2 separate regions of the Homo sapiens genome follow, and region 2 is linked to region 1. A link is a contact called in ENCODE Hi-C or POLR2A ChIA-PET data. All regions are on one chromosome and are shown on one strand. The core of a region is the stretch at or near the end of the contact, and the rest is flanking DNA. Distances in the headings are between cores, read along the strand shown. Region 1 holds the start of GEMIN6 (gem nuclear organelle associated protein 6). Region 2 has its middle 27 kb from the start of LINC02613.

Evidence for each region. A loop is a pair of places that touch in the nucleus more often than their neighbours do. ChIA-PET counts read pairs that join two places held with the same protein, here RNA polymerase II (POLR2A). Pooled maps may share reads with other maps.
Region 2: a loop to region 1 is called in a pooled map, with 2.9 times the contacts of the local background. The contact joins the enhancer-like site here to the promoter of GEMIN6 in region 1. A Hi-C loop is called at or near these places in 1 of 168 maps with a recorded cell type or tissue (B cell), 2 of 37 single-sample maps with no recorded cell type and 11 of 50 pooled maps. POLR2A ChIA-PET finds 5 or more read pairs at or near these places in 7 of 52 experiments (GM12878, H1, IMR-90 and 4 more).

The regions. Positions count from the first base shown.
Region 1 is chr2:38,775,780-38,780,906 of GRCh38, forward strand. GEMIN6 (gem nuclear organelle associated protein 6) reads left to right here and starts at 2,431. Exons shown (of 3, transcript NM_024775.10): 1 at 2,431-2,502; 2 at 3,193-3,339. The coding sequence starts at 3,212.
Region 2 is chr2:38,540,218-38,545,344 of GRCh38, forward strand. No RefSeq gene overlaps it. Among named protein-coding and RNA genes, the nearest start is that of LINC02613, 27 kb to the left of the region's middle. RefSeq lists a silencer at 1,110-1,404 and an enhancer at 1,110-1,404. Within about 2 kb of position 2,293, at least 4 of the 41 ENCODE cell types and tissues checked have a DNase peak (open chromatin) inside an H3K27ac peak, as active enhancers do.

The DNA of each region.
Region 1 (5,127 bases), core at 1,181-3,680:
AAGGTCAAGAGATCGAGACCATCCCGGCCAACATGGTGAAACCCCTTCTGTACTAAAAAAATACAAAAATTAGCTGGGCATGGTGACAGGCGCCTGTAGTCCCAGCTAGTCAGGACGCTGAGGCAGGAGAATCACTTGAACCCAGGAGGCGGAAGTTGCAGTGAGCTGAGATCGTGCCATTGCACTCCAGCCTGGTGATAGAGCGAGACGGAGTCTCGCTAAAAAAAAAAAGAAAAGAAAATGAACAGTTTGTGACATGTTGGTTGTAACTCTTTTGGACTGAATTTTTACGAGTTCAAGTGTTTTCCTTCACACTGTGATAACAATTGGCACTTATATGAGCTCTTAGTAGATTTACAGAGGGCTTTAACCAGCAAAATCTAAGAATCCACTAAAACTACATTAATATAATCAGCCAATCATGCAACGAATAAAGGCTATGGGAAAGATTCAAATGATGACAATAAGAAAATATACTTTGAAGATTATATGGAACCTAAATCTCAAGGAGTAAGGAAAAAGCTGATACATTTTTGATGTTTTCTACACCTTTGTTTAATAGTGTTTTCATTTGGTTTTTGTAAATCTCCCTTGGTTTTTACATTTCCAGGAATTCAGCGTTTACCACCTTGTACCGTTTTTCAGTCCTAAAAAAGATTCTGGATCATGCCAGAAGCCAGTTAAGTGCGTGACCAGAAATCCGTAGCAGAAGCAAGTCTTTTGCACTTTTCCACTGGAGGGGTTTATAGAGAGTGATCTGCTAGACAAAATTCAACCCGGTTTGGTTCATTTCTTTCCAGCTTCTGCACCTTTCTCAAGATTGTACTGAGGGCACATCCCAAAGGAGCAGGCATTTTAATTGCCTATACAAGCCAAGCAAACAAGAAATACCTTGGCCGTGTCAGAGGCGTTGGAACCAGAGTGACTCCGTTTTGAGTGAGGGCTAGGAAAATGAGGCTGGGACTTGCTGGTCTGCATTCTCAGAAAGTTAGGCATTCCCAGCCTCTAGATGTTTACGGTTAAGGGAAGACATTAATAACGTTTACCGCCGGGCGCGGTGGCTCACACCTGTAATCCCAGCATTTTGGGAAGCCGAGGCGGGCGGATCACTTGAGGTCAGGAGTTTGAGACCAGTCTGGCCAACATTGCAAAAACCCGTCTCTACTAAAAATACAAAAATTAGCCAGATGTGGTGGTGCATGCCTGTAATCCTAGCCACTAGGGAGGCTGAGGCACGAGAATCGCTTGAAGCCGGCAGGTGGAGGTTCCAGTGAGCCTCGATCGCACCTTTGCACTCCACCTGGGTGACAGTGTGAGACTCTGTCTCAAAAAAAAAAAAAAAAAAAAAAAAGTTTACTAAACAGACCCAGACTTGGGAGTGTCCAGATATCGCAATACCTGGAGAACAAAGGCATTCCTAATTTTGCTTTAAAGATAATAGTATTGATGCTTGAAAAATATAGTAATTAAGAAAATTAATCCTTTATCATAAACCCTTGTAGCAGAGCGCATCTCCTCATACATAGGACTATTGTATCTAGGGTGGACACTTTCCTCTTACTTTCGGGAACATCCTACTCTGTCTATGGAGCAGCTGTTCTTTCACCACTTTACTTTCTTACTAAACTTGCTTTTGCTTTGCACTGCGGACTCGCTCTGAATTCTTTCTTGCGCGAGATCCAACAACTCTCTCCTGGGGTCTGGATCAGGACCCCTTTCCTGTAGCAACCCTATCGCTCTTCTCCACGGCACGTTCACCTCACATTCCTAGAGCTTTAGGATTTACTCTGAGGGTTCATGTGCTTTGATTCTAAGGCGAAAGTGCATTTCCAAGTCTACTATCATTGAGGACCTGGCACGAGCTTTTTCCTCTTTATTTATTTTTATTTTTAATTTTTTTGAGACGGAGTTTCGCTCTTGTTGCCTAGGCTGGAGTGCAATGGTGCGATCTCAGCACACTGCAACCTCCGCCTCCCGGGTTCAAGCGATTCTCCTGTCTCAGCCTCCTGAGTAGCTGGGATTACAGGCGCCCGCCACTAGGCCCGGCTAATTTTTGGTATTTTTAGTAGAGACGGGGTTTCACCATGTTGGCCAGGCTGGTCTCGAACTCCTGACCGGTTTCGAACTCCTGATCCACCCGCCTCGGTATCCCAAAGTGCTGGGATTACAGGCGTGAGCCACCGCGCCCGGCCGCTTTTTCCTCTTTAAAGAAAAAAAGATTATTTGAACTGTCCGTCGTGGCAATGGAGAGGGATAGCCTTAGAGGACATGGCGGTTCATTATTATTATTATTATTACAGAACAATCTTAGACTCTGTCCGCACCCTGCACTCTAGGTCCCGCGACTCTCAGACCTCCAAGTAGGACTACAAAACAGAGGTTTCTGGGGGAAGGAAGTGACGATCGGCGCAAAGCATGCTGGTCTCAGGCGGTCTCCGCTCAACGATCCTTCCTCAAAGCATGGTTGCTGAGTACCCAGAGTTGCGAGGAGTTTTTTAACTGGTATTTTTCTCGTTTGTCAGGGTTAAACGTTAAGTACCATTTGGTTTTTAGTACAGTGTTAGGTATCGTGTGGCTGCAGGACAGGACCAGAAATCTAAGCTCTAGAGCTGTAGCCGCTGGCCCTTCGTTTGTGCATCCTTCAAACAAATTTTAAGGGGCAGTTGTCATAAATCGGGGGAGCCTCTCGATGGCGGGATCCAGCGGAGACACAGAGCCAGAGAGCGCGTGGGTGGATATCAGGAGAGTTTTCTGGTTCAGTTGAGGAGTGGGGTGAACTCCTTTGATCGATGGAAGGAAAAGCAGAGTTGAAGGGTTTGAGCATCATCTGCAGGCCAGAGTGAAAGCGATTTGGAATGTGGTTGTGGATCGGAATAGACCTGTGCCAGATGAATTTCCTCAGACTGCACCCGCGGCAAATCGGTGACCCCTCTGCTTTAGGCCGAATTGTACATATTAACTATTTTCCTTTTCCTGATAAAAATTCTCAAGCAGCCTTTACACGTGTTCTTTTCCCCAACTATAGTATCAGTTCCTATCAGTACATGCATTAATACTTAATTGTATTAAGTTACTTATTACGAACTTGAGGCAAATCACAGATGTTCTCTGTCTCTAGGATAGGATGGAGATTAGGGATAAGACATTTGCTTACGTGGAACATATATTAACCAGCACTGGTGGTTGTTTCAGATTTAGCCAGGTGGCAATCATGAGTGAATGGATGAAGAAAGGCCCCTTAGAATGGCAAGATTACATTTACAAAGAGGTCCGAGTGACAGCCAGTGAGAAGAATGAGTATAAAGGATGGGTTTTAACTACAGACCCAGTCTCTGCCAAGTGAGTATGCATCCTACTTGCCTGAAATCTTGACACCCCTTTGTGCTGCCTGTATGTTATAGACAAACTAAGAAAGCAGATAAATGAAAAGCTAATTATTAATATTTTCATATAAGAATTTTTTGTTTGTTTGAGACAGGGTTCTACTGTCACCCAGGCTGGAATGCAGTGGCGAGATCTCGGCTCTTTGTAACCTCCACCTCGCAGGTTCAAGCGATTCTCCTGCCTTAGCCTCCCGAGTAGCTGGGACTACAGGCATTTGCCACCACGTCTGGCTAATTTTTGTATTTTTTGTGGAGACGGGGCTTCGCCATGTTGCCCAGGTTGGTCTCAAACTCCTGATCTCCAAGGATCTGCCCACCTTAGCGTCACAGAGTGCTGGCATTACAGGCTGAGTCACTGTACCCGGCCTACATATGAGAACTTAACTGCCTTTGAATCTAAATGCTGTTCTGACTATGGATTACCTTATCAGACCAGGCAACTTCATAGAAATTGGGCATAGAAATTATTCTTACTATATATATATATATATATATATATATATTTTTTTTTTTTTTTTTTTTTTTTTTTCGGGGGTGGGATGAAGTCTCACTCTGTTGCCCAGGCTGGAGTGGTGCAGTTACAATCTTGGCTCACTGCAACTTCTGCCTCCCAGGTTCAAGTGATTCTCATGCCTCAGCCTCCCCAGTAGCTGGGGTTACACACATGTGCCAACATGCCCCACTAATTTTTTGTATTTTTAGTAGAGACGGGGTTTCGCTATGTTGGCCAGGCTGGTCTCAAACTCCTGACCTCAGGTGATCTGCCCACCTTGGCCTCCCAAAGTGCTAGGATCATAGGCTTGAGCCACCGTCCCCAGCCTATAATTTTGTTTATAAATACTTCACTATATCTCTTAAAAGAAAAGGACTTTAAGGCCGGGCATGGTGGCTCACGCCTGTAATCCCAGCACTTTGGGAGGCCGAGGCGGGTGGATCACGAGGTCAGGAGATCGAGACCATCCTGGCTAACATGGTGAAACCCCGTCTCTACTGAAAATACAAAAAAAATTAGCCGGGCGTGGTAGCAGGCACCTGTAGTCCCAGCTACTCAGGAGGCTGGGGCAGGAGAATGGCGTGAAGCTGGGAGGCAGAGCTTGCCGTGAGCTGAGATCGCGCCACTGCACTCTAGCCTGGATGACAGAGCAAGACTCCGTCTCAAAAAAAAAAAAAGAAAAAGATAAGGACTTTAAATAAATGTAACCACAAAAACTTTTTTTTTTGAGATGGAGTCTCGCTGTGTTGCCCAGGCTGGAGTGCAGTGGCGTGATCTCAGTTCACTGCAACCTCCACCTTCCCAGTTCAAGTGATTCTCCTGCCTCAGGCTCCTAAGTAGCTGGGATTACAGGCGTGTATTTTTAGTAGAGATGGGGTTTCACCATGTTAGCCAGGACGGTCTCCATTTCCTGACCTTGCAATCCACCCACCTGACCTCCCAAAGTGTTGGGGTTATAGGCGTGAGCCACCTCACCTGACCTTTTTTTTTTGAGATGGAGCCTTGCTCTGTTGCCCAGGCTGGAGTTCAATGGCTCGATCTCGGCTCACTGCAACCTCTGCCTCCCGGATTCAAGTGATTCTCCTGCCTCAGCCTCCTAAGTAGCTGGGATTATAGACATGTGCTACCACACCCGGCTAATTTTTATATTTTTAGTAGAGATGGGGTTTCACCATGTTGGCCAGGCTGGCCTTGAACTCCTTACCTCAAGTGATTTGCCCGCCTTGTCCTCCCAAAGTGCTGGGATTACAG
Region 2 (5,127 bases), core at 1,043-3,542, 240 kb before region 1:
ATGATTGATTGCATGGTATTCCATAGAACAGATGTACTAGAATGTATTCAATGAACCCATCACTAATCATGGGTTTTGGTTATAGCTCATCAGCTTTGTTAATTGTTTCATCTGGGCTAGTCCTGTTTTAATTGTAATCTCCTAAATAACAAAGGCCATACCGTAAACACAAACTTACTTCTCAGAACTTCGTCGTTGCCTACATATGTCACACATTTAACATGACGTGAATATCCCTTTAATTTTGGAAATGCACATAATTTCTTCTCATTTGTTAAAAGGAAGACAGTTCTTAGGATGATAGGCTTATATTTGGCACGTTTACTGAGCAGGAGGAGATAATTTTTTAAATTTCATAATCCCATATGGTCTGATTTTTCTCCATATGTCAACCTCCTTCCCAACAGGTGCGTCATACTTTCCCACAGCACTACTCTTGTATCTCTACAGAAATCATATAAACTCTACCCCCATACCATAAAATGATTTAAGTTTCAGAGTGAGACTGCCTAATACAACACACTCATTTTAAAGATGAACAAAGCTAAGCATTCATAACTTAGCTACCTAGCAGAGGAGCCAAGGCTGGAACCTATCCAGGGCTGTCTCCACTACAGGACACAGCCGCACCAGGGCTGGGGAATGGCTGGGGCGCAGCACATAGGCGACAGTATTTTTGTTTGTATAAATTATAAAGTAGGTCGTTAATTTTTCTCAAAGACTTAACAGGTAGCTGATGGGTGCCACTTGCTAACCACCTGTTTGAAGAAGGAACTCTTGCTGCTGGACCTCAGGTCTACAGCTTGTTTTTCCCCAGAGGCTGCTCTTTATCCAGCTTGTGGTTTTCTCTGCATCCAGCAGCCAACAGAGTTGTGAATGCCCCTCTTTACTTGCATTCCCACACCATCCCTGGCATGCCAGTGTGCCCTGGCTTGGAGTTGAGGCTGCTGACTATCTAGTTATATAAAGGGAAAATCCTTCAGGCATAGCCAGAGGAAGCCTGTCAAGGGTGGACACAGATTTGTGGGGCCTAAACTTACAAAGTTTTTGAGACCATCTTTAATGGAAAACAATAGAAAAATGTCTTATTTTTGCCATTTATAAAAGAAACATATGCACACATTGCTAGGTCCTCTGCCTGGTGTCTTAGAAAGGTCTAGTCCCTGACAACTGAAGGGTGCTGAAGCTTAATTTCCTTTATCTTCAGGGCACAACTTCCCCTGGGCCTTATATGGAGTCAGTAGGGACACACCTGGGGCACCCTTTGATCCTTCACATGTAGATGGACAGAGCTGCTCAGAACCCTCCACGAGGTTATGCACACAGTAGCCCAAAGTCCAAGAGTTCCGGGACAGTCCCTGTTTTCAAATATTTAATTATGTATCAAACGATGCATCTTGACTTTTCAAAAAATATAAGTGACAAGGTTACAGAATAGAAGTACCAAAGAAAAACAAAAAAAAAGCAAGCAAAACAAAACAAAACAAAACCAACACCCCAAAATGCATACAAATCAGGATGGAATTACCAATTGTTCCCTGTGGATTTTTCCATTCCCATCTCAGAATGGAAAGAGCAAGCCCAGGACGGACAGTAATGGCACCCAGCAGCTGCAGAGTGCAAAAGTTCCCACCTGCTGAGAAAACAGCAGGAATCTTTAGAAGGAAATTCTCTTCCCTTATTAGGTAGCAGTAATTATGCTGCCAAGAAAAATCTTGCCTTCATAGACTTATGTTGCATAAGAAATAAAGTTTAGCTGGAATGGACAAGTTGAGTTCAAAAAACTACTGAAGAATCTCCTTCTACTCCCTGTCCTCAGCTTTCCATTCCATAGTAACTAGACCCGAGATTTCAGAGCACAGTATTGAAGCTGCTGTGCTGCATAAGTATCTCACACCCAAAGACTCAGGCAACTATTCCACAGTTTTCTTTTTGTTTTTTGTTTTTTGTTTTTTTGAGACAGAGTCTCACTCTGTCACCCAGGCTGGAGTGCAGTGGCGCGATCTCGACTCACTGCAACCTCCGCCTCATGGGTTCAAGCAATTCTCCTGTCTCAGCCTCCCAAGTAGCTGAGATTACAGACCCCCACCACAATGCCTGGCTAATTTTTGTATTTTTAGTTGAGACGGGGTTTCACCATGTTGGTCAGGCTGGTCTCAAACTCCTGACCTCAAGTTATCCGCCCACCTCTGCCTCTCAAAGTGCTGAGATTACATGCATGAGCCACCACGCCCAGCCAGTTCCACAGACTTCTAAGGGGCTATCAGGGAACAAATGTGTAGTAAAAACTGTTCACCAAGTGTTTATGAATCATCCAAGAAGGTCAGGATAGGTTTTTGTTTTGCTTTACGGGAGACATCCTGAATCTGAAAGGCAGAAGACACCTATCTGGCAGGTCCAGGGTTAGCACAATGTATTCACTGCCCGTTCAAGAATAGTAACAATGATCATAATAACAGTCATAACTATTGTTTGTTGAGACTATGTGCTTTAAATGCATTATCTCACTTAATCCTCATACCAACTTTGTCAATATTCATATTTCACCTACAAGAAAATAGACTTAGTGATGTGAAGAGACAATGTCATACAGCACACAGTGCTAAAGTTGATAATCAGACCCAACTCTATCAAACTCTAAAGGCCATTTATTTAACCACCGTGAAAGAAAATAAAATCTCAGGACCCCGTTTCATGATGCCAAAAGGAAAACATTAAGCTGAAAGCTGAGTCATGGCCAGAAATTGCCTTTCTCTTTGTTCCTAAGCAGACAGCTACAGATAAAAGGCCGGATGTCTCCACAGTCAGCTACTCTATGTTCACCTTATCAGTGATCAGTGCTGATTTACTGAGTGGGAGACGACTACATAATTGTCTGTTCTCCTACTTGCTCCTTTTCTCTTGCAACATGTGGATTCAGTCATGTGACCACATCCTCCCTCTTTCTCTTCCAGCCTGCTTTTCCCCTTTAAATACTGAAGGCTTCAAAGTGATCTTTGAAGAAAAGCCCCGACCACATGCTGTTTCTGTGGTATCTGTGTTCCTTTCTTCCGGCCATGTCCTTAACCTTGGCAAAATAAACTGCTAAGTTGATTGAGATCTGTCTCTGATACTTTTTGATTTATACCACTATACTTTCCAGTCTTTTTTCTTTTTTCTTTTTTTTTTTTTTTTTTTGAGACGGAGTTTCACTCGTTGCCCAGGCTGGAGTGCAGTGGCGCAATCTCGGCTCACCACAACCTCTGCCTCCCAGGTTGAAGCAATTCTCCTGCCTCAGCCTCCCAAGTAGCTGGGATTACAGGCATCTGCCACCACGCCTGGCTAATTTTATTTTATTTTTTTAGTAGAGACGGGGTTTCTGCATGTTGGTCAGGCTGGTCTCGAATTCCTGACCTCAGGTGATCCACCCGCCTCGGCCTCCCAAAGTGCTGGGATTACAGGCGTGAGCCACTGCGTACAGCCTCCAGTCTTCTTTAATAGGCAACAGATGGATTTCTAAGCAGTTACCTCAAGAAAAAAAAAAAAAAAGAAAAGGAAAATTCCGTGAAACAAATCCACAAGGATTAGCCAATCCCTACTTAGTGATGATGCCTACAGAAAGTGCTGTTGGCCAGGCTCCATTCCCTCACCAGTCCCAGCAGCAGAATCACCTGAGTACTTACAAAAAAGGCAGATTCTTGGGCCCACCCCCAGATCTATTGAATCAGAATCTCTGAGAATAGAGCCTGGGAATCCTCATTTAACATGACCCACCATACCCCAACTCCCAAGCAATTCCCCTTCACACTGAAGTTTCAGAAGAGCTGCTTGAAGGATGAGCATTCCTCCCAGCTTGCCTGGAAGATAAGTTTATACCTGTTATCCTGGCATATCAATAGTGCCTTGCTTTACCCCCATAAGTGTTCCAGTTTAGACAACCAACTTGCATGTATATATTTCTATATTTTTTGTACCAAAATAAACCATACTGTACATGCTATTTTATAACCTGAAATTTTTATGCAATGATTTCTACTTTTCCATATAAACTTTTATCTTTTCTCATACCAGTCTATATTCAGATGTTCTCAGTCATCTTTAAAACATTCTCTACATCTGGTTTAATCAGTCTACGCATTGCGTTATAATAGTTTCTCTTCTAAACTAGTTAAGTTTCTCTATCTCTTCCTCCCCACCCCACATCCCCACTTCTCTCTCTCTCTCTCTCTCTTTATCTCACACTGACTTGTTAATAGACTAGGCCAGATGTATTATAGGCTGGGCCATGTTTTGGATTTTTCTGGACACTTCTTTATGGTGTTAGTTTGGTCCCTTGTTTTCTGTATTTCTTATCAACTGAAAATTAGATTAAAATTTTTATTCTTATCAAGTTTGAGCCAAGTTTGGCTATACATCACAAGTAATGTTGTTTATTTCATCTTATATCACATCAGGAACATGTACTATCTTGTTGACCCACAATTAGTGACACTGAGATCAACCACTGAATGGAGTGACTTTTTGATGCAATGACAGGACACAGTTACATTCTTTTCCTTGCAACTGGGTAAAAATCTGTATGGTATCACTTTGGCTCTATATAAATATTCAATTTCCCATCAACCTAACGCTTTCAACAATTTGATACTTGTTGCCTGAGTTCAGGGTGTTGCAAAATGTCAGTTCACTAGTTCTATCAATCTTCTACATGATTAGCAGACCTTCTTCAGTAGAAAAGAGATTTTTCTTCATTATCTGGGACCATTTAGTTACCATGAAAAGCAGTTCCTATTGGAAAGGCAAGTTAAATGTTTCTTTTTTGTTGTTGTTGTTGTTGTTGTTGAGAGAGTCTCAGTCTGTCTCCATGGCTAGAGTGCAGTGGTGCAATCTCAGCTCACTGCAACCACAGCCTCTCGAGTAGCTGGGATTACAGGCATGCACCACCACACCCGGCTAATTTTTGTATGTTTAGTAGAGATGGGGTTTTGCCATTTTGGCCATGCTGGTCTTGAACTCCTGACCTCAAGTGATCCAACCACCTTGGCCTTCCAAAGTGCTGGGATTACAGGCATGAGCCACCGCACCCAGCCTGAATGTTTATTTCTTACGCTTTGATTATTTTCAAATTAAGGAACTAGTTTAATAGCC